2 separate regions of the Homo sapiens genome follow, and region 1 is linked to region 2. A link is a contact called in ENCODE Hi-C or POLR2A ChIA-PET data. All regions are on one chromosome and are shown on one strand. Each heading gives the region's core, a stretch centred on a gene start or an enhancer-like site at or near the end of the contact. The rest is flanking DNA. Distances are from core to core; before and after follow the strand shown.

Region 1 (5,182 bases), core at 1,592-4,091, 130 kb after region 2:
GCTGCTTCTCTTCCTCCTCAATTAATTCAGTGCACAGACAGTTGTCACCTGCAGTGCTGAAAGCTGTTCAGGAATCCTGCCACCCATCAGATGACTGTGACAGCATCATCTGCTTTGAAGCAAATATTTTTTCTTTCCCTACTTGTCACCTCCAGGAAGATAGTTTGACCCATACCTTTTAGCCATTGTGTTCAAGAGTGCTAGGGTAGGGGACACAGGGAGGACAAAAAACACTTTTTAAGAGTCTGAGAAGTTGCAGTCATGCTGCCAGCCAGCAGTCTTCTTCACAGTCACTTGGTATTCCCCTTGACTGCCATTCATGCAAGGACGATAGAGAACAGTGACACATTGACACATTTAATAGGTAAAAGGCTTGCCGAAAAACTCTTTAACACTAAAGTGAATTAAGCTTGATAATTGAATATGTCAGATGCTTTCATTTTAATTTTCATGTGAGGCTGAAAAAGATTTTATATGAAGAAAGAGGTTCTGCTTTTTCTTTCTTAATCAGCCTACCTTTTCCCTTGACATTTTACTTACTTCAAAAGTACAGTGTGGGCCGGGCATGGTGGCTCACACCTGTAAACCCAGTACTTTGGGAGGCTGAGGCAGGAGGATCATTTTAGCTCAGGAGTTTAAGGCTGCAGTGAGCTGTGATTGTACTGCTGCACTCCAGCCTGAGTGACAGAGCAAGACTCTATCTCAAAAAAACATGCTTTAGAAACAAAAATAAGGCCGGGCACGGTAGCTCACACCTGTAATTCCAGCACTTTGGGAGGCCAAGGTGGGCGGATCATCTGAGGTCAGGAGTTCAAGACCCGCTTGGCCAACAGTGAAACCCCATCTCTACTAAAAATACAAAAAAATTAAGCCGGGCTTAGTGGCTCATGCCTGTAATCCCAGCACTTTGGGAGGCTGAGGCAGGCAGATCACTTAAGGTCAGGAGTTCAAGACCAGCCTGGCCAACATGGTGAAACCCCATCTCAACTAAAAATAAGAAAATTAGCCAAGCATGGTGGCACACGCCTGTAATCCCAGCTGCTTGGAGGGTGAGGCACAAGAATCACTTGAACTTGGGAGGCGGAGGTTGCACAGCCTGGAGATTGCGCCATTGCATTCCAGTCTGGGCGGCAGAGTGAGACTCTGTCTCAAAAAATAAATAAATAAAAATAGAAAAATTAGCCGGCCATGGTGACGTGCATCTATAGTCCCAGCCACTCGGGAAGCTGAGGCAGGAGAATCCCTTGAACCCAGGAGGCGGAGGTTACAGTGAGCTAAGATTGCGCCAATGCCCTCCAGCCTGGGCAACAGAGTGAGACTCCATCTCAAAAAAAAAACAAAAACAAAAATAATGTGCTTGTTTCTTCCTTCAGAACATGTAAGTGGAAAGTGAGTGAAGTTCTGCAACACCTAGCAAAGGGAGAAGGAGTGAGAAATCTTTCCATTAAATGTTGTAGGCTGCAGGGTAACTTTTACTGTTGGTAAAATTGACTTTGAAATTTTACTAAAGACCTTAGTGAAGAGGAGTGGTAAGACTCCATTCACACATTTTCTCACAATAGGCGTCAGTGACCATGTTGCTTTGCAGGGCTCTTTTCAGAGCCAGAGTGAGAAATAGGGAGCTCCTTGGGAATGAGAAGTAAAACTCCCACTTACTGAGTCCTTAATATAAAATGTTCTTTTTCTTTGGGGATCTTAAGTCTTAACTATTTGCTTATTAAAGCCTTAGCTCTTACACTTGAGATTACCCTTTCCTTTGACCTTCCTCTTGATGTAAAGGAGAAATTTCTCCCTAACTGCCAAGTGGGACCAATTGAAAATAATGTCACATGTTAGGAGTCAAGACATTAACCAGACTCTTCAAGATTCAGGTAACCCAGTGTCTTCCAAATAATTTCTAGGGAATAACACTGTCATTATTCAGGGAACTCTCCTTCCGACTTCCCTATGTCCCACTAAAGCAAGACAAAACTGTATTACTTCAATCAGAAAACAAATTTCTCTGTTTTAATTCTTCCTTACGCCAAAATAAAGAACTCTTCTGTTTTCCCTAGTTTTATTCTAGAAAGAAAACAGCTTCCTTAGTGTTTTGTGTTGTCTTGAGTTTTTAATGCAGTGTGGTAGTTCACTGAAGCATAAGCACCTTAGTTCTGCTCTTATTTTGTGAATGGTGAGAATTTCTTTCGGGCAGACCTGCATTTTAATGCTGCACGCAGATAACATCTTTCATCCGTAGCGCCAGGGCAATGGTTGTGCAGTAGAAATGCTTGAGAATATCTAGGAACTGGGTTCCTAAGGCATGGTGCTGCAGGAGAAAAATATTATAATGGAAAACAGCAATAGAGGAGGTTAGTTTATTTTCCTAACATTTTATTTCCCTTTGTTTCTTTTTGACTTTAAAAAAGGTCAGTTGATTGGATACTGTTTTTACACATGATGTTGCTGTGGCTTTGTTCACTGAATAGCCTTTTTCCATATGTTAGGTACTCATGTCACACCATTGTAAAGATGTTTTTTTTTTTTGAGACAGAGTCTTGCTCTGTTGCCCAGGCTGGAGTGCAGTGACGCGATCTCGGCTCACTGCAACCTCCGCCTCCCAGGTTCAAGCAACTCTCCTGCCTCAGCCTTCTGAGAAGCTGGGATTACAGGCATGTACCACCACATCTGGCTAATTTTTGTATTTTTAGTAGAGACGGGGTTTCGCCATGTTGGCCAGGCTGGTCTCAAACTTCTGACTACAGGTGATCTGCCTGCCTCGGCCTCCCAAAGTGCTGGGATTACAAGCATGAGCCACCATGCCAGGTCTTCCTGTCAAATAAGGTTTTAAACATGCAGCTGTAGCCACAGCTCTCGTGTTTATTAGTCTGGCATCACAGTCAGTACTGTGAGTGCCGTTGCTTAGGCTTAGCCTATAAATATCCACAAATATCCATTACAGAAGCAGGCAAGGGCAAATGCTGTGCTAAGCAGCCCAAGGGCCACATTTGGAACCCACTTAGGAAGCATGCTATGTTCAGTACAGTAAAACCTTGGTGATTCAATGGCTTCAACAAATGTTCTGTGTAGTAAGTGTTTTTCATGGAAATATTTCTGACTTGTCCTGGTGATTTCTGTGTTTCCTTAACTGAATCATCATCAAGAAGAGATTAAATTGTTTAGCTATATGAACATAATTTATTAACCAGTGCTATACAAATAACTAGAGATGCAGACAGATATGACGTGAGACCAAAGAGTGAATGACACCTGAGCCTGGCATTCCTCGGAGCTTAAAGAAGAGTTCCTGGTGTCCCTCTGTTTTTTGGAATTTTTTTTTTTTCAAAGAAAGGGAGGAGGATTAAAGATTTATCTCCTCAACCCCTCATTTCTGAACCATGAATCCACATTTCAAGTTCATCTTACATTAGGCCCCTAGAGTGGGGTATGGGAAGCCCTGGACACCAGCATGCCTGCCTGCCAGCAGAATGAGTTGATGCTCCTGAGACTGAATGCTGTTTTGCACTTGGCTTCCCTATTTATACTAAGTTTGCTACTCAGGCTTGAACAGAATATCCTTCACTTTTTCTTAACTTAGGGTGAACTGTTTCATAGAACATTTACTTGAAAGCCTATTGATCCTGTTTTATTTGAAGAAAGAACAGTGAGTCAGCAAATAGCTCTAGACCTGTCTCAGTGAGTAGTGTGGGCTCACTTAGCTTCTCTGGTCTGTTGGAACACAGTGGCACCATCTTGGCTCAGTGCAACCTCTGCCTTCCAGGTTCAAGCGAATCTCCTGCTTCAGCCTCCCAAGTAACTGGGACTACAGGTGCGTGCCACTGTGCCCGGCTAATTTTCGTATTTTTAGTAGAGATGGGGTTTCACCATGTGAGCCAGCTGATCTTGAACTCTTGTCTCTGGTCCAGTTTTCTTATCTCGTGAATGGTTCCAGAATAAACGATTTTGCAGGCTTTTTTCAGCCCTGAAGTTGTGCTAATGTGACTCACAGTTATTATTTTCTCTAAGTTTCCCCCAAAGTTTTTAAAAATAGCTTTCTAGACAACCTAAAAATTGCAGCTGAAAACTGTAATAAAAATAAAAGTTGTACCTTACTCATTAAATCTCTTTTCTGCAAAGAGATCATGTTCTGATTTACCCTTCAGTTGGTAAGTAAAATTAGATAAGTCATATTAGAGTTGGCTGCAAAATGGTAAGAGGATTCCTAGACAGTAATTTTGCTTTCTTAGAGTGAGTTCTACAGTTGCCCCAAAATAGGATGGCTTTAATATGACTAGATAATCCTCTGCTCTGAAATAACCTTTTTCTGAAGGTAATCAACTAGGAAGAAATATTTTTAAAATATCTCATATGTCAGTTTGTATTCCATAATCAACAGTGGTTTATTGTGGTTAGTACTATAATAAGTACTAGTCAAGATGCCTTGTTTAGGTCGGGTGCATCCTGTTGTCCTGTCTGTTGAAGGTTTTCACTTTGAGAAGATTGTATAGATTTCTACCCAGCTATCTTTAATAGACCTTAAAATTATGTAGGTTATATCATCAGCTTGTCTTGTATTTGCCTATTTAAAATCATATGCAGGGTGGGGCTGGGAGGAAAAGAAAAAAAAGGAAAAAAGCAGTCATATGCAAAAGCATTTTCTTTTTTTAAAGAGGGGCTCACTGTGTTGCTCAGGCTGGAGTGTAGTGGTGCAGTCATAGCTCACTTATGCAGAAGCGTTTAACACCACTCTTAGTGGTTGTTGAATAACTTTTGTGGTGCTTTATAGATAAACTATTGAAAACTTGGTTCTTGGCCTTCTCACTCCTTAGGGAATTGTGTGGATTTGTCTTGCTCGCTGGCCCTCTAGTATGACACTTTTGTTCTCCATTTGTGGGGCGGCATGTGCACTGCATGGTAATCATTTCTGCTGAGGACTGTGTAGAGATGCCATTCAGGTAGCTGTTTTAGCCTTTGAGCCTCTGTGTGTGTTCTGAAGCCTAATGAGAGCCATTTCAGGTGGTTTTTGTCACTTGCCACCCCCAACTGCAGACTTGTTCTAGCTTCTTCCACCTTGTAAGTATAACTCTTTTCTGAAAAAGTACCTCCTACATGGCTGCCTTACTGATGCCCAGGTTCCTTCTTTAATCTGTTTTGCTCTTTGCCTACCTTTGCTGGTTGTTGTTGTTCTTCATCTTTCTCTTTTTTT
Region 2 (4,578 bases), core at 1,720-4,219:
CCCTCAGTACCTTTGTCTTTCTTCTTTAGATGTTGAGCATACCGGAGCCACCAGTGAGTTTTATGACAAGTTCACAATTCGCTATCATATTAGCACCATTTTTAAAAGCCTTTGGCAAAACATAGCTCACCATGGCACCTTTATGGAGGAGTTCAAGTGAGTATGGGGCCCCTCGTGTCACAACTTGCTTTCTTGCAAATCGCAGGTAGGATTGCAGCTTAAAAGCATGCACAGCTGGGTTCTTGTTGACTGTTTGCTTGGTCTCAGACTCCTTTGAGTTTACCACAAGATGCCACTAAATGTGGGCAGGATTTTTTAAATGGCTTTACTTGCAAGATATTGCTGAATTTTAGATTTGTCAAGATACTTTGGGGGTGGTACACAAGCGAAGATTGTATAGGGCAGGGCGTGGTGGCTCACGCCTGTAATCCCAGCACTTTGGGAGGCAGAGGCGGGCGGATCACTTGAGGTCAGGAGTTCAAAACCAGCCTGGCCAACATGGTGAAACCCCATCTCTATTAAAAATACAAAACATTAACTGGGTGTGGTGGCGCACGTCTGTTATCCTAGCTACTTGGGAAGCTGAGGCAGGAGAATCACTTGAACCCGGGAGGCAGAATTTGCAGTGAGCCGAGATTGTGCCAGTGCTCTCCAGCCTGGGTGACAGAGCGAGACTCCGTCTCAAAAAAAAAAAAAAAAAGGAAAAGAAAAGATCCTATAAATATGCTGAGATGATGGGTTAAGTGTTTTTTTGGTGTTTTCTACGATGACAGTGTTAAATGAAGTTGTCAGAATGAGTGAAATGAAATCTTAGTTCCTGAATGTTGGAAGGACTTTAGATTTTGCAACAATTAGGTCAGAGTTGTCATTTAAAGTATCATTCTTTGTGGTAAGGCCCTAAACCTTAATTAAAGACTTTTCATATACCTACCTGAAATCTGAGTGACTGCTTAAACCTGGACATTAGTAATTCCATCTAAATTATCTGTCAGTGCCTAAAAACAAAAGGGAGATGAAGATGCTGAACTCTTGAATTATTCTTCAAAAATTTTATCCCATCTAAGGGCCGGGCGTGGTGGCTCATGCCTGTAATCCCAGCACTTTGGGAGGCCGAGCAGGGCGGATCAGGAGGTCAGGAGATCGAGACCATCCTGGCTAACATGGTGAAACCCCGTCTCTACTAAAAATACCAAAAAATTAGCCAGGCATGGTGGTGGGCGCGGTGGCGGGCGCCTGTAGTCCCAGCTACTCAGGAGGCTGAGGCAGGAGAATGGCGTGAACCTGGGAGGCGGAGCTTGCAGTGAGCCGAGATGGTGCCACTGCACTCCAGCCTGGGCGACAGAGTGAGACTCCGTCTCAAATAAATAAATAAATAAATAAAAATTTTATCCCACCTACTTGGATCTTTTGCAACCCATGTTAGATCTTTGATCAAATCTAGCTATACTTGTTAACCGAATTACTAGTCAATAATATACAAATTACCAGTGGAATAACTATTTGCCAGATAGATTTCTGTGAAGCAAACTTTTTAACTTTTTGTTTCCATAAACTGCTCTTATGGTCAGAATTGTGTTCCAGCTAAAGCCTGGCACGAGGCAGGCCCATGGCTTGGTCTGAATGGTGCTGATTGGAGCGCTTGTCCTGAACTTGCCATGTTCCTGAGATCGAGGCCTCCTGCACTTGTTCACAGGAACTTCTCTTCTCCAGCATGGGCTTACCACCCCGTAGTTGCACAGTTGTAGACCCTGAAGTGTAGCTTCTTTTTTTCTCTACGAATCTGGCATCTCCAGAGTCTAACAGAGGTAGGCCAAGCTATTTCAGTTCACCAGCAAGTTCTCATTATAACACGATCTGCAGAACAGTTCCTTAGATTGGAGGCTTCCAGTTTTAAAGTAAGTTAATATCCCACTTTATCAATATTACAGGTTCCAATTTTTCTTCCATGCGTCAGTCTTTGTGATAAGGAATAACTATATCAGTTGTTTTCTTATCTGTTGTATGTGGTTAATTATTTGCATTTTCTTGGTATATTGGTGAGTATATGCGTTTTTCCTGTTCTAGTCTGGAAGAAGTGTTTTCTCTCCTTAAAAACATTGAGGGAGTGAGCTAGGGGTGTGCTGGTAAGCCTGCTCTGGGAAGCAGGGTGGGGGAGTCAGCATTTGCTGGTTTTCCATGGTGTGACTGTTTCCTCTGTTGCCCAATTTAAGGTGCCAGGGGAATCTGGTTATAAAATTCTGGAATATTTAGCACTTGACTGTCATCAGCCGTGCAAGGTGGCTCCAAATACCACTGGAATGAGCTTATCATAAACAATTTAAAAGAATAACAAAATCCAGGCCAGGTGTGGTGGCTCATCTCTGTAATCCCAACATTTTGAGGGGCTGAGGTGGGAGGAACGCTTGAGCCCAGGAGTTTGAGACCAGCCCTGGCAACATAACAAGTCCCTGTCTCTACAAAAAATACAAAAGCTGGGCGTGGTGGTGTGTGCCTGTAGTTCCAGCTACTTAGGAGGCTGAGGCAGGAAGATTGCTTGAGCCCTGGAGGTCGAGGATGCAGTGAGCTGTGATTGTGCCACTGCATTCCAGGCTGGGCGACAGAGTGAGACCCTGTCTCAAAAAGAAACAAGATTAACATAATCTAAAGAGAAGCTTGGTGGTCCTTGAATTCCATAGTGCCTGACTTGTGCCAGGGTAGCCAGGCTTTTAGGGTGAGATAGTTGCAGTCTGGGTGGAGGTGCTTGTTCCCTGGGATTTGCTGTGGCATTTTGCTTCAGGGAGATGTATGACCATGTACAATATAATTGCCTTTCCAGCTCCGGGAAGCAGTTTGTTCGCTATATAAACATGTTGATAAACGACACGACGTTTTTGCTCGATGAAAGTCTGGAGTCTCTGAAGCGAATCCATGAAGTGCAGGAAGAGATGAAGAACAAAGAACAGTGGGACCAGTTGCCCCGGGTGAGGACGTGGTCCAGAGGCTTGGACAGCTTTGCAGGCCATCTGCCTCCACACACGGGCAGAGCTGCTTTGGGGCTGCATTTGTGGGTCTGATGATATGCGATCTGACATGCTGGGATTTTCCTTCCATGAAATCATATTGCAGGATTGGAATAGGAAAATTCTTAAATACCTTATCTGAAGCTAAGAAATGGGTTGAGAAGTCTTTGAAAATGTACACTGAAAACTTTCTCTGCCTTTTTAATTTTAAAGGGCTTTTTTGGAGATGAGCTTTTATTGTCTGAATATATTAATATTCATGAACATAATTAGGAAAGAAATCTCTAGAATTATGTCTGCTGGACAAGAATTTGATTTGTTCCTATGGGCTTCTCTAGGCAACTGTGTGAATCACTCAGGATCCTGGCGGGGTGTTTTTTCCCTTTCAGTTGATCTTGGGTTTTATATTCAGTTATTAATAGAAAAGAGGCCTGGCTTGCCAGGTTCCATGGAAAGCACGTGCCGTGCCAGTACCAGTGCTCTTTCCTGACGTGCGTAGCAGCCACTGAGATACTTCCTTGGTCGCTTATGAGGCCCTTGACAGTTGCTGGTGACTTCTTAGATTGGCTTAGGTTTATTGATTCTGTTCTTGGAATTGTCAGGCTCAGAATCAGAACTGATTTCCATAAGGGGTTCTCATGTCAAAGTGGGGACTGCTTTTTCTTCACTTTTTCTTTTTTTTTTTTTTTTGAGACGGAGTTTCACTCTTGTCGCCCACGCAGGAGTACAGTGGTGCGATCTCTTCTCACTGCAATCCCCGCTTCTCCGGTTGAAGCGATTTTCGTGCCTCAGCCTTCTGAATAGCTGGGATTACAGGCGCCTGCCACCACACCTGGCTAGTTTTTGTATTTTGTTTGTTTGTTTTTGAGACGGAGTCTTGCTCTTTCACCCATGCTGGAGTGCAGTGGCACGATCTCAGCTCACTGCAATCTTTGCCTCCTGGGTACAAGTGATTCTCCTGCCTCAGCCTCCCAAGTAGTTGGGACTACAGGCACCTGCCACTACGCCTGGCTTATTTTTTGTATTTTTAGTAGAGATGGGGTTTCACCGTGTTAGCCAGGATGGTCTCGATCTCCTGACCTTGTGATCCGCCTTCCTCGGCCTCCCAAAGTGCTGGGATTACAGGCGTGAGCCATTGCACCCGGACAATTTTTGTATTTTTAGTAGTGACGGGGTTTCACCATGTTGGCCAGGCCTGTCTTGGACTCCTGACCTCAGGTGATCCATCCGCCTCAGCCTCCCAAAGTGCTGGGACTACAGGCGTGAGTCACCGCGCCCAGACTTTTTTTTTTTTTTTTTCTTTTTTAATTTCAACTTTTATTTTAGATTCAGGGGATGGGGTACATGTGCAGGTTTGTTACATGGGTATACCGTGATGCTGAGGCTTTATGATTCAGCCTGTCACCCAGGGAGTGAGCATAATACCTAATAGGTAGTTTTCAACCCTCACTCCTCCCTCACTCCCCTCCCTTGTAGTCCCCAGTGTCTGTTATTCCCGTCTCCGTCCATGTGTACCAATGTTTAGCTCCCATTTATACCTGCTTTTCTTCTTATGTATTAAAGTTCTACCCATTCTCTG

The links. A loop is a pair of places that touch in the nucleus more often than their neighbours do. ChIA-PET counts read pairs that join two places held with the same protein, here RNA polymerase II (POLR2A). Pooled maps may share reads with other maps.
Region 1: a loop to region 2 is called in a pooled map, with 2.5 times the contacts of the local background. The contact joins two enhancer-like sites. A Hi-C loop is called at or near these places in 2 of 37 single-sample maps with no recorded cell type and 12 of 50 pooled maps. POLR2A ChIA-PET finds 5 or more read pairs at or near these places in 1 of 52 experiments (activated T-cell).

Annotation. Positions count from the first base shown.
Region 1 is chr1:10,283,535-10,288,716 of GRCh38, forward strand. All of the region lies in intron 15 of KIF1B (kinesin family member 1B), which reads left to right. Among named protein-coding and RNA genes, the nearest start is that of KIF1B, 76 kb to the left of the region's middle. Within about 2 kb of position 2,842, at least 7 of the 41 ENCODE cell types and tissues checked have a DNase peak (open chromatin) inside an H3K27ac peak, as active enhancers do.
Region 2 is chr1:10,158,327-10,162,904 of GRCh38, forward strand. It overlaps UBE4B (ubiquitination factor E4B), which reads left to right. Exons shown (of 28, transcript NM_001105562.3): 22 at 30-156; 23 at 2,816-2,960. Among named protein-coding and RNA genes, the nearest start is that of KIF1B, 50 kb to the right of the region's middle. Within about 2 kb of position 2,970, at least 10 of the 41 ENCODE cell types and tissues checked have a DNase peak (open chromatin) inside an H3K27ac peak, as active enhancers do.